Regions from separate parts of the Homo sapiens genome. Here region 2 is linked to region 1. Evidence: chromatin loops called from intact Hi-C (ENCODE). Cell type or tissue: sigmoid colon. All regions are shown on one strand. Links, peaks and the distances in the headings refer to the core of each region. The heading gives the core; the rest is flanking DNA. Region 1 has its middle 12 kb from the start of MALAT1. Region 2 overlaps POLA2 (DNA polymerase alpha 2, accessory subunit).

Evidence for each region. A loop is a pair of places that touch in the nucleus more often than their neighbours do. Peaks named below come from ENCODE experiments on the same cell type or tissue, not always from the same donor. Only the 100,000 strongest peaks of a DNase experiment are listed, where the experiment ranks them.
Region 2: a loop joins it to region 1, with 2.3 times the contacts of the local background. A loop is called at or near these places in 3 of 110 quality-filtered maps.

The regions. Positions count from the first base shown.
Region 1 is chr11:65,509,428-65,512,335 of GRCh38, forward strand. No RefSeq gene overlaps it. Among named protein-coding and RNA genes, the nearest start is that of MALAT1, 12 kb to the left of the region's middle. In sigmoid colon, for the core only: a CTCF peak has its summit at 1,527 (motif pointing left); DNase peaks (open chromatin) are centred at 394, 1,154 and 1,524; H3K27ac peaks cover 725 bases.
Region 2 is chr11:65,289,521-65,292,428 of GRCh38, forward strand. POLA2 (DNA polymerase alpha 2, accessory subunit) reads left to right here. Exons shown (of 18, transcript NM_002689.4): 13 at 279-352. Among named protein-coding and RNA genes, the nearest start is that of CDC42EP2, 24 kb to the right of the region's middle. In sigmoid colon, for the core only: no CTCF peak of the experiment used is centred there; DNase peaks (open chromatin) are centred at 1,411, 2,551 and 2,801; H3K4me3 peaks cover 817 bases; H3K27ac peaks cover 2,070 bases.

The sequences.
Region 1 (2,908 bases), core at 304-2,803:
TGCTAAAATTACAGGTGTGAGCCACCGATCCCGGCCCACAGTTTTGGATTTCATCATCCTGATAATCCTGAGTTCAAGGGGCAGCTCCACCATTCCCCAACCCCTCCAAAACCTACCCTCTCAAGCCCCTCAGACCGAGGATCAGGGGCTGGTTGGTATGGACCTGTGTGAGATTTGGTTTGTTTTTGTTTTTGATACAGGGTCTCATTTTGTAGCTCAGGTTGGAATGCAGAGGCACAATCTAGGCTCGGCTCACTGCAACCTCTGCCTCTCAGGCTCAAGTGATCCTCCCATCTCAGCCCCGGGGTAGCTGGGATTATAGGAACACCTGCCACCACACCTGGCTAATTTTTTTTTTTTTTTGAGAAGCAGTCTTGCTCTGTCACCCAGGCTGGAGTGCAATGGTGCAATCTCGGCTCACTGCCTGCCACCTCCACCTCCTGGGTTCAAGCAATTCTTCTGCCTCAGCCTCTGGAGTAGCTGAGGCTACAGTTGTGCGCCACCACACCTGGCTAATTTTTTTGTATTTTTAGTAGAGACAGGGTTTCACCCTATTGTCCAGGCTGGTCTCAAACTCCTGACCTCGTGATCCGCTGTTTTCGTTTGGTTTGGGGTTTTTTTTTTTTTTGAGATGGAGTTTCATTCTTGTTCCCCAGGCTGGAGTGCAATGGCGCGATCTCCGCTCACTGCAACCTCTGCCTCCCGGGTTCAAGCAATTCTCCTGCCTCAGCCTCCTGAGCAGCTGGGATTACAGGCATGCGCCACCATACCTGTCTAGTTTTGTATTTTTAGTAGAGACGCGGTCTCTCCATATTGGTCAGGCTGGTCTGGAACTCCCGACCTCAGGTGATCCACCCGCCTCAGCCTCCCAAAGTGCTGGGATTACAGGCTTGAGCCACCACTCCTGGCCTAATTTTTGCATTTTTATTTTATTTTATTTATTTATTTATTTATTTATTTTTGAGACGGCGTCTTGTTCTGTCGCCCAGGCTGGAGTGCAATGGCGCGATCTCAGCTCACTGCAACCTCTACCTCCCAGGTTCACGCTATTCTCCTGCCTCAGCCTCTTGAGTAGCTGGGATTACAGGCACTCACGACGGTGCCCAGCTAATTTTTGTATTTTTAGTAGAGACGGGGGTGTCCGCCATGTTGGCCAGGCTGGTTTCGAACTCCTGAACTCAGGTGATCCGCCTCCCTCGGCTTTCCAAAGTGCTGGGATTACAGACTTGAGCCACTGCACCTGGCCCGGGCCGAGTACTTCTGACTTCAGGAAATGGATGAAATTACCAGACTTAGGGGAAGGGAACAGTGTGGGGAAGAGATCTGGGAGGGTTCTCATTCATGGGTTGTTGATTTGGAAGACCAGAAACCTGGCTCTGACAAAGCAGTGTTCTTTACGCCTCTGTTTTCCTATCTTTAATTGGGGACAGTGCTCTGTCAGTTTACTGTGACAAGCAAGAGTAGCCACAGTAGACCCACCTGGAAGCAACTAGAAATGACTTGGCTCTTGCTGCCATCTAGTGAACAAATTGGGCATTGCATGCGTTAGCTTTGGAATACATTGTAATACACTTGTTCAACAAACTTTTTTTTTTTTTTTGAGACTGAGTCTCACTCTGTCACCCAGGCTGGAATGCAGCGGTGCCATCTTCACTCACTGCAACCTCCGCCTCCTGGGTTCAAGCAATTCTCCTGTCTCAGCCTCCTGAGTAGCTGGGATTACAGGCTCCCACCACCACGCCCGGCTAATTTTTGTATTTTTAGTAGAGACAGGGTTTCACCATGTTGGCCAGGCTGATCTCGAACTCCTGACCTCAGGTGATCCACCTGCCTCAGCCTACCAAAGTGCTGGGATTACAGGCGTGAGCCACTGCACCCGTCTCAACAAGCATTTTTATTGCTGAGTAATACTCCCTTGTGTGGATATACCATGAAATTATTTTTAAAAATATTGGCTGAGGGCTGGGCGCGGTGGCTCATGCCTGTAATCCCAGCACTTTGGGAGGCCGAGGAGGGTGGATCACCTGAGGTTAGGAGTTCGAGACCAGCCTAGTCAATATGGAGAAACCTCCTCGTCTCTACCAAAAATACAAAAATGTTACAAACCTCACATTCGACACATGTATCCCAGGACTTAAAGTTAAAAAAAAATTATCTGAGTGTGATGGCACATGCCTGTAATCCCAGGTACTCGGGAGGCTGAGGCAGGAGAATTGCTTGAACCAGCGAGGCAGAGATTGCAGTGAGCCGAGATCATGCCATTGCACTCCAGCCTGGCCAACAGTGAGATTCCATCTCAAAAAAAAAAAAAAAAAAAAATTAAGGCCAGTCTCAGTGGCTCACGCCTGTAACCCCAGCACTTTGGGAGGCCAAAATGGACAGAACACTTGAAGTCAGGGGTTTGAGACCAGCCTGGCCAATGTGGTAAAACCTTGTTTCTACTAAAAATACAAAAAAATTAGCTGGGCGTAGTGGCACACATCTGTAATCCCAGCTATTCGGGAGGCTGAGACATGAGAATCACTTGAACCCAGGAGGTAGAGATCACGTCACTGCACTCCAGCCTGGGTACCAGAGTGAGACTCTGTTTAAAAAAAAATAAAAATTAAGAGTGGCTGGGCATGGTGGCTCACGCCGGTAATCCAAGTACTTTGGAAGGCTGCAGAGGGTGGATCTCTTGAGGCCAAGAGTTTGAGACCAACATGGCCAACACAGCAAGACCAAAAATATACAAAAATTAGCCAGGCGTGGTGGCTGGCTCCTGTAATCCCAGCTATTTGGGAGGCTGAGGCATTGCTTGAACCCAGGAGGTGGAGGCTACATTAGGCCGAGATCGCACCACTGCACTCCAGCCTGGACAACAGAGCAAGACTCTGTCTCAAAAAACAACAACAACAAAAAAGAGATT
Region 2 (2,908 bases), core at 320-2,819, 220 kb before region 1:
TTCGTCTCACGATACTTTACCTTCCATGGAAAATATTTCAAAGTACTCTTTCTTTTAGTCTCTCTCAGATTGCATTCAAGAGGGTTAATTCCCACATCTCTTCTCCTCCCTTCGACTAGACTTAGCTCCTTAAGACAAAGACCATGTCTTTTTCATCTTTGCGTCTCCTTCAGCTCCTAGCCCAACAGCTGACTTCTATGGGTCACCTAACAATGTTAAACAAGTGAATAAACACCAAACATCTGCCGTCTAAATCTGTCTCCTTTCCTTTCTTGCAGAATTGTCTACTGACAAGTCCATTTGAAGACATTTTCAAGCAGTGTCTACGAACAATTATTGAAGGCACAAGAAGGTCAGATTTCAAAATACTGGACAGAACCTTAAGCTTCTTAGGTTTCTCCAGAGCTTCCCATTAAGAAACTGAAACTGCTTAAAAGTCGTGGCAGGGCCAGGCTCAGTGGATCACACCTGTAATCCCAGCACTTTGGGAGGCCGAGGCGGGCACATCACCTGAGGTCAGGAGTTTGAGACCAGCCTGGCCAATATGGTAAAACTCTGTCTGTACTAAAAATACAGAATTAGCCAGGCGTGGCGGTGGGCACCTGTAATCCCAGCTACTTGGGAGGCTGAGGCAGGAGAATCACTTGAACCTGGGAGGCAGAGGTTGCAGTGAGCCAAGATCGTGCCGTTGCACTCCAGCCTAGGCAAAAAGAGCGCAACTCCATCTCAAAAAAAAAAAAAAAAAAAAGCTGGGCGTGGTGGCTCACGCACTTTGGGAGGCCAAAGCAGGCGGATCACCTGAGGTCAGGAGTTCAAGACCAGCCTGATCAATATGGTGAAACCCTATCTCTACTAAAATTACAAAATTAGCTGGGCGTGGTGGCACATGCCTGTAATCCCAACTACTGCGGAGGCTGAGGCAGGAGAATCTCTTGAACCCAGGAGGCAGATGTTGCAGTGAGCCGAGACCACACCATTGCACTCCAGCCTGGGCAACAAGAACAAAACTCCTTTTCCAAAAAAAAATCATGGCAGTTCCTATTCTTTCCTTCCTTTTGAACTACCGAGATCAGCTAGAACCCTTGAACTTCAAGTGCAAGTTAAGAGGCATCTCTGTAAAACACAAAGATAAACATACTTGACAAGGCTGCATCGGCTCTCACTCTTTGGTTGCTCTTTCTCTTCTATACTTAGTTCCTTTTCTCACTCCCTTTTGTATAAACTAATATTCCACGGGAATCTTCCCAGGATGGTTTTGAGAAGTGTTTGATGACTTACGCAGTGAAATCCTGTGAGACCCCAAACATCTTGTTGTGTAAGTGATTGTATTGGGTAAGCCCAAGTTCCTCCCAAGTCAGTGCTTCCCCAGGGTGCGTGGGAAGCTGCCAGTGGCTACAGCTGGTGGTGATAGAAACTCTCAGTGAGGGTGGGGCCTTGAATCCTTGCCATAGACCAAACGGAAGGAACTGTGAGAGGTTACAGCAGTGATGAGAGAGCTGTGCAGTTCTCATTTGAGAGGAAAGTCACTGTTCCAGGAAGAGGCTAAAGCCGGAAGTGGAAAGTTATTCAGAAATCTGACATCCTCCATTCCTGTCCCTTTTCCCCAGTGCCAGGGTTTGAAAGAAGTTGGTATAGGTGGTAGATCTCCTCACAAGATCTGCATGCTTGTAGCTGAGCTAATAAAATACAAATATTCCTGAGGCTAAGCATTTAAAAACGAGTCTGTCACAAAGGTGGTTTTTAAAATAAGATGTCTAACCTTCCGCCTTTTAGCCATGAGAACTGATCCCAGAATCAATAAGTTGTAACATTACCTTCTTGTACCAGCAGTGTGGGCCAGGATGGTAGATGTCACAGCTGGAATAAAGAACATCCCCCAACTCACCCCAGAATCAGAGACTTGGGTTGTGCCAGTGACAACCATGTCTGGTTCTGCCCTTTCCTCCCCTGCCTCCCTCAGATGAAGGTGATGCAGGTGCCTTCCCTCTTCCCCAGATTTGCTGTGATCCTGGTCAAGTTCATCAGGCCTGGAGAGTGGTTGGAACTCCTCAGGAGATAGACCCCCAAAACACAGGAGCAGGGCTGTGTTCTTTTGTCAGCCCTTGGGGATAGGCAGGGACTGTGTTGTAGTGCCCTAACACTGGCTGGGTGCTTTCAGTTTGAGGTCGGGTTCTGTTTTTGGTTCCTTACCCCGTGTGGTATTGACAGCAGTGATAGAAATAAAGCACAGATGAGGCATTGTCACACTGGGGATGAGAGCCCAGCACCACCAGGCACTTTCATCTATGGCCAGTGTGTGCCACAGGGCAGGGGGAGCTGCCCCACCCTTCTAGAAACAGTATATAAACAGTTCTTGGGCAGAGAATTTCTTTGTATTCCTGAGAGGTCAGAAATGCAGAGCATTAAGCTGAGTCATCATTAGTAAAAGTCAGAGCCAGGCTAAGCACGGGGCTCACGCCTATAATCCCAGCACTTTAGGAGACTGAGGCGGGCAGATCACTTGAGGTCAGGAATTCAAGACCAACCTGGCCAACACGGCGAAACCCCATCTCTACTAAAAATACAAAAATTAGCCAGATGTGGTGGTGGGTGCTTGTAGTCTCAGCTACTCGGGAGGCTGAGGCAGAATTGCTTGAACCCAGGAGGTAGAGGTTGCAATGAGCCGAGATCGCACCACTGCACTCCAGCCTGGGCGACACAGCAAGACTCCATCTCAGAAAAAGAAAAAGAGCCAGTGAGAAAGCACCTCAGAGAAAGCGAGCAGAGCCCGCGGTTCTCGTCCTGTTTGCGGGAGCAGCTGGAGGACCCTCCCGCTGTGACGTACGAGGTTGTGCAATGCTGAGCATAGTTGGGATGTTTTTCTGATCCCTCCTTCTATAGGCGCTTTCTAACCATGAGCAGGAAGGCT